Linked DNA regions of Homo sapiens: region 1 is linked to region 2. Evidence: read pairs that join two places in POLR2A ChIA-PET (ENCODE). Cell type or tissue: CD4-positive, alpha-beta T cell. All regions are shown on one strand. Links, peaks and the distances in the headings refer to the core of each region. The heading gives the core; the rest is flanking DNA. Region 1 overlaps SLFN11 (schlafen family member 11). Region 2 overlaps LOC105371932.

What was found. ChIA-PET counts read pairs that join two places held together with the same protein. Peaks named below come from ENCODE experiments on the same cell type or tissue, not always from the same donor. Only the 100,000 strongest peaks of a DNase experiment are listed, where the experiment ranks them.
Region 1: POLR2A ChIA-PET joins it to region 2 with 5 read pairs; 11 of 35 experiments call an interaction of 5 or more read pairs at or near these places.

The regions. Positions count from the first base shown.
Region 1 is chr17:35,369,729-35,372,595 of GRCh38, reverse strand. All of the region lies in intron 1 of SLFN11 (schlafen family member 11), which reads left to right. Among named protein-coding and RNA genes, the nearest start is that of SLFN11, 2.5 kb to the left of the region's middle. In CD4-positive, alpha-beta T cell, for the core only: no CTCF peak of the experiment used is centred there; no DNase peak of the experiment used is centred there; H3K4me3 peaks cover 70 bases.
Region 2 is chr17:35,237,508-35,240,478 of GRCh38, reverse strand. LOC105371932 reads left to right here. Exons shown (of 4, transcript XM_047437262.1): 4 at 1-436. Among named protein-coding and RNA genes, the nearest start is that of SLFN5, 4.1 kb to the left of the region's middle. In CD4-positive, alpha-beta T cell, for the core only: no CTCF peak of the experiment used is centred there; no DNase peak of the experiment used is centred there; H3K4me3 peaks cover 1,705 bases; H3K27ac peaks cover 1,808 bases.

The DNA.
Region 1 (2,867 bases), core at 80-2,579, 130 kb before region 2:
AGGTACATAGTGGATGTGTATATTTATGGGGTACATGAGATGTTTTGATACAGACATGCAATGTGAAATAAGCACACCATGGAGAATGGGGTATTCATCCCCTCAAGCATTTACCCTTTGAGTTGCAAACAATCCAGTTACATTCTTTAAGTTATTTAAAAACGTACAATTGTTATCATTGACTATAATAACTGTTGTGTTATCAAATAGTAGGTCTTATTCATTCTAATTTTTTTGTACCCATTAACTCTCCCCACCTCACCCCTTCCCTCCTACCACCCTTCCTCAGGTAGTCATCCTTCTGCTCTTAGAATACAATTGTTTTGATTTTTAGATGCCACAAATAAGTGAGAACATGTGATGTTTGTCTTTCTCTGCCTGGCTTATTTCATTTAACGTAATGATTTCAAGTTCCATTCGTGTTGTTGCAAGTGATTGGATCTCATTCTTTTCTATGGCTGAATAGTACTCCATTGTGTATATGCACATCATTTTCTTTATCCATTCATCTGCTGATGGACGCTTAGAGTGCTTCCAAATCTTAGCTATTTTAAACAGTGCTGCAGGAAACATAGGAGTGCAGATGTCTCTTGGATATACTGATTTCCTTTCTTTTGGGTCAATACTTAGGAGTAGAATTGCTGAATTGTGTGGTAGCTTTATTTTTAGTTTTCTGAGGAACTTCCAAACTGTTCTCCATAATAGTTGTACTAATTTACATTCCCACCAACACTGTTTGAGGGTTCCCTTTTCTTCACATCCTTGCCAGCGTTTGTTATTGCCCGTCTTTTGGATAAAAGCCATTTTAACTTGGATGAGATGGTATCTCATTGTAGTTTGGATTTGCATTTTTCTGATGATCAGTGATGTTGAGCACCTTTTCACATGCCTATTTGCCATTTGTCTTCTTTTGAGAAATGACTATTCAAATCTTTTGCCCATTTTTCAATAGGATTATTAGATTTTTTTCCCTATAGAGTTGTTGGAGCTCCTGATATGTTCTGGTTATTACTCCCTTGTTGGATGGTTAATTTGCAAATATTTCCTCCCATTTTGTGGGTTGTCTTTTCACTTTGTTGATTGCGTTCTTTGCTGTGCAGAAGCTTTTTAACTTGATGTGATCCCATTTGTCCATTTTTGCTTTAGTTGCCTGTGCTTGTGGGGTATTGCTCAATGAATTTTTGCTCAGATCAATGTCCTGGAGATCTTACCCAATGTTTACTTGTAGTAGTTTCACAGTGTGAAGTCTTAGATTTGAGTCTTTAACCCATTTTCGTTTGATTTTTATATGTGACAAGAGTTAGGAGTCTAGTTTCATTGTTCTGCGGATAGATATCCAGTTTTCCCAGTGCCATTTATTGAAGAGAATGTCTTTTCCCTAGTGTATGTTCTTGGCATCTTTGTGAAAAATGAGTTCACTTTAGGTGTGTGTATTTGTGTCTGGGTTCTCTATTCTGTTCCATTGGTCTATGTGTCTGTTTTTAATGTCAGTATCATGCTATTTTGGTTCCTGTAGCTCTGTAGTATAATTTGAGGTCAGGTAATGTGATTCCTCCAGTTTTGTTCTTTTTGCTTCCGATAACTTTGGCTATTATAGGTCTTTTGTGGTTCTATATAAATTTTAGGATTGTTTTTTCTATTTCTGTGAAGAATGTCATTGATATTTTAATAGAGATTGCAGTGAATCTGTAGATTGCTTTGGGAAGTATGGATATTTTAACAATATTGATTCTTCCAATCCATGAACATGGGTATATTTCCCCTTTCCATATTTTGGCTCTTCAATTTCTTTCATCATGATTTTATAGTTTTTATTGTAGAGATCTTTCATTTATTTGGTTAATTCCTAGGTATTTAATTTTATTTGTGGCTATTGTAAGTGGGATTACTTTATATCTTTTTCAGATTGTTCACTATTGGTATATAGAGATGCTACTGATTTTTGTATGTTTATTTTGTATCCTGCAACTTTACTGAATTTGTTTATCAGTTCTAATAGTTATCTGGTATAGTCTTTAGGTTTTTTTCAAATGTAAGATCATATCACCTGCAAACAAGGACAATTTGACTTCTTCCTTTCCAATTTAGATGCCCTTTATTTCTTTCTCTTGTCTAATTGCTCTAGCTAGGATTTCTATGTTGAATAACAATGGTGAAAGTGAGGATCCTTATAGTGTTCCAGATCTTAGAGGAAAGGCTTTCAGTGTTTCCCTACTCAGTATGCTACTAGCTGTAGGTCTGTCATACATGGATTTTATTATGTTGTGGTATGTTCCTTCTATACCCAGTTTTTTGAGGAGTTTTCCATGAAGGGATAATGAGTTTTATTAAGTGCTTTCTCAGCATCAGTTGAAATGATCATATGGCATTTGTCCTTCATTCTGTTGATATGATGTATCACATTGACTGATTTGCATACGTTGAACCATCCTTGCATCCCTGAAATAAATAGCACTTAGTCATGATAAATGATCTTTTTAATGTATTGTTGAATTAAGTTTGCTAGTATTTTGCTGAGATACTGGTCCATAATTTTTTTTCTTTGATGTGTCTTTGGTTTTGGTATCAGTAATACTGGCCTTATAGAATGAGTTTGTAAGTATTCCCTCCTTCTCTAATTTTTGAATAGTTTGGGTAAGATTGATATTAGTTCTTCTTTAACTGTTTGGTAGAATTCAGTGGTGAAGCCATCGGGTCCCAGACTTTTCTTTGCTGGAGACTTTTTATTATGGCTTTGTTCTCATTACTTCTTATTGGTTTGTGCGGGTTTTGGGTTTCTTCATGGTTCAATCTTGGTAGGTTGTATGTGTCTAAGAATTTATTTCCTCTAGATTTTCCAATTTATTGGCATACAGTTGCTCATAGTA
Region 2 (2,971 bases), core at 165-2,664:
TTGCTCCCACACTTTAACATTTTGCTTTAAAGATTTGTTCATGTACTTAGATCATTCCTTTTCACTGCTTTATGAGCTGAATCATTTCTGCTCTTCTTTCCATCCATACCCATTGGTCTCCAAAGTATCCAGGCCTCCCCAAAAGTTCCTGCAGGAGACCTCAGTTCCACTGGCTTTCAGGTCATTATTGTTCCAGCACTACTTCTCCATTTCTGGTTCCAGCCCTTCTCTCCCACATTCTCAAGCTTCTAGAGGGTCATAAGAGAGGAAAAACGCCAAATGCCTTTGATAAAATGTTGCCTTTCCAGTGGTATGCATGTTTGTGTGGAGTGGGAGGGAAGTGAGGGCAGATGTGACTTACTCTCAGCATTAATTCAAGTTTAAAAGTAAAATCTTTAGGTTTGCCTTGTCCAGTAAAAAATGCCAAGAGCCATAACTGCTCATTCTCTCTCTCTCTCTCTCTTCTCTCTCTCTCCTCTCTCTCTCTCTCTCATACACACACTTGGTTAATGCAATATTTACGTTGTTTTTGCTTCAACAAACTAAAGAGGAGAAGAGAGTTGGTAGGTTAAAGGGGCAGGTTATTCTTTTTTTTTTTTTTTTTTTTGAGGCAGAATCTCGCTTTGTCACCCAGGCTGGAGAGCAGTGGCTCGATCTTGGCTCGCTGCAAGCTCTACCTCCCAGGTTCATGCCATTCTCCTGCCTCAGCCTCCTGAGTAGCTGGGACTACAGGTGCCCGCCACCACACCCAGCTATTTTTTTTTTTTTTGTATTTTTAGTAGAGACGGGGTTTCACTGTGTTAGCCAGGATGGTCTCAGTCTCCTGACCTCATGTTCCGCCCGCCTCGGCCTCCCAAAGTGCTGGGATTACAGGCGTGAGCCACTGTGCCCGGCCAAAGGGGCATGTTATCTTATTAAGGGCAGGCAGTCTCTCACAGAAAGAATCACTGTATTAGTGTAGGGAGAATCACTGCCTAGGTCAGCCGTGTGTCAATGACCTGTGTCACTGTCCTCAGTCTGCACAGTGAGACTGGAGGCTGCATGCCATGGTCTACAGATCCCTCACTACAGAAAATTTGCTTCAGCATTCTCCGTGAGAGTCACAGGGAGATTGATTATGGGGGTCAATGCTCAATGGCATCATGGCTGGCCAAGCTTTTTGCAGAAACTTTTACTAGGGGACTGAGGATTATAGCAGCAAGCATCTTAGCATAGAGCCTTATCTGTGTTTCCACAGACTATCTTTCAAACCCAAGCTACTTGTTTATAATATTCACTTTTCAGGCAAAAACATATTTTCCACTTTTTTTCTTTTCTTGATAAAAAGTTTAAAAAACAAAATTTGCATAAACACGTATATGATGTTTCTTAGGAACAATGTTTGCCATTTGACAAAGTGTGGTGAAATTTTGTCAGAACAAGTTTACTTGAAGGAGGGATGAGACATCCTTTATCAATGTTCATATGAATCACACACATCAGAGAGAGTGGGAGGGAGAATCTTGGTTCTCTGGCACTCCCAGTACCCACATTGAGATCCGAGAGTGTCCTGATGATTTTCCTGTCTCAGTAAGTAATTAAGCTTTTCCTGAAGGAGCTCAGTTAAGTCCAAGCTTAATTTCAGTCAAGTCCAATGTTTAAGTTGCTTTTTCAGCTACATGAAATGAAAGTGTGACTCAGAATTTTCTCTCTATATCCCCTCAGATCTTTAGCACACTGAGGGTAATTACAGAGTCTCAAAGCATATCCCCACAAGATGCTCTATTTATTACAAAGGAAAAAGACACTAATTTTCCAGAGAATCCTGGAATATATCACCTCAACCAAGTGATCAAAGTTAACATCATTAGTAACAGGACAAATTAAATTGCATGCCACTAAAAGAACAATTTTTATTTCTTATGTATTCCTGACCCAATAAAACAAAACAAAACAGCACAATAGAAAGTAACTATAAGGAAACATTAGAGGGTTCAATGGTGCCCACCTGTAGTCCAAGCTACTTGGGAGTTTGAGGCAGGAGGATTGCTTGAGGCCAGGAGTTCAAGACCAGCCTGGGCAATATAGCAAGACCCTGTCTCAAAGTAAAAAGAAAAGAAAACGTTAAACCCAAACCCAAATGGAAAGACTGTTCTAGATTGAAGAACATTAAAAAGACAAGACAAAGTCACCATGTAATCCTAGGCTGTAGCTCGGACTAGAAAAAAAATTCTTTTTGCTGTAAAGGACACTCTGGCAATTGTGAGAATGCACTTCAAAGACCTCAACTTGGAGCTTAATTCACAAAGCACCCCAGCTGCCTCACTTTGAAATCCATTGCACATTTGTGTGAAGGCCATGCTTCCATGGGCTGCTCCCAGCTGATGACTGAGTATGGCAAGGACAGCAGGGCAGGCCTTCTCCTAGGAGACAAAGGATGCCTCTAATGGCCAACTTTTGCTTGACTTTGAGTAAATATCTGGCATACTTCCACCCAATCTTTTTCCCCTCTCCTCCACACAGGATCAGACTTGCATCATTGTCTGACAGCTCTCTCATCTTTCATTGACTCCCAACTCTCAGCAACATGGAAATGCCCAAATTCCCCTGACATATGGTAGAGGAAGAAATAAAGAGTTTGAGGGAAATGAGCATGAAGGAATGGATATATTAGGTAAGACCAGAAGTAATGCAGCTAGAGGATTTTGTTCTATGACATGTCCCAGATTACACGCCACTCACCAAGACTGCCAGAAAGCACTGGTGAGAGGGGCACCTGCATCAAAGAAGTCCAGTGATGGCTGTCCACTGCATGCCAAAGAGGATGGTAGGTGAGGCAGTCTCAAAGCTGGGCTCATTAACACCCATGGGAATGCATGATGGGAGCCCTCAAATAATAGAAGCTAGGAGGTCACAATTACCACAGTAACTGGCATGGTTAGTCAGACAGCCACCGGGACTAGAGCCACAGGGAGTTGTGGAGATGGTTAAT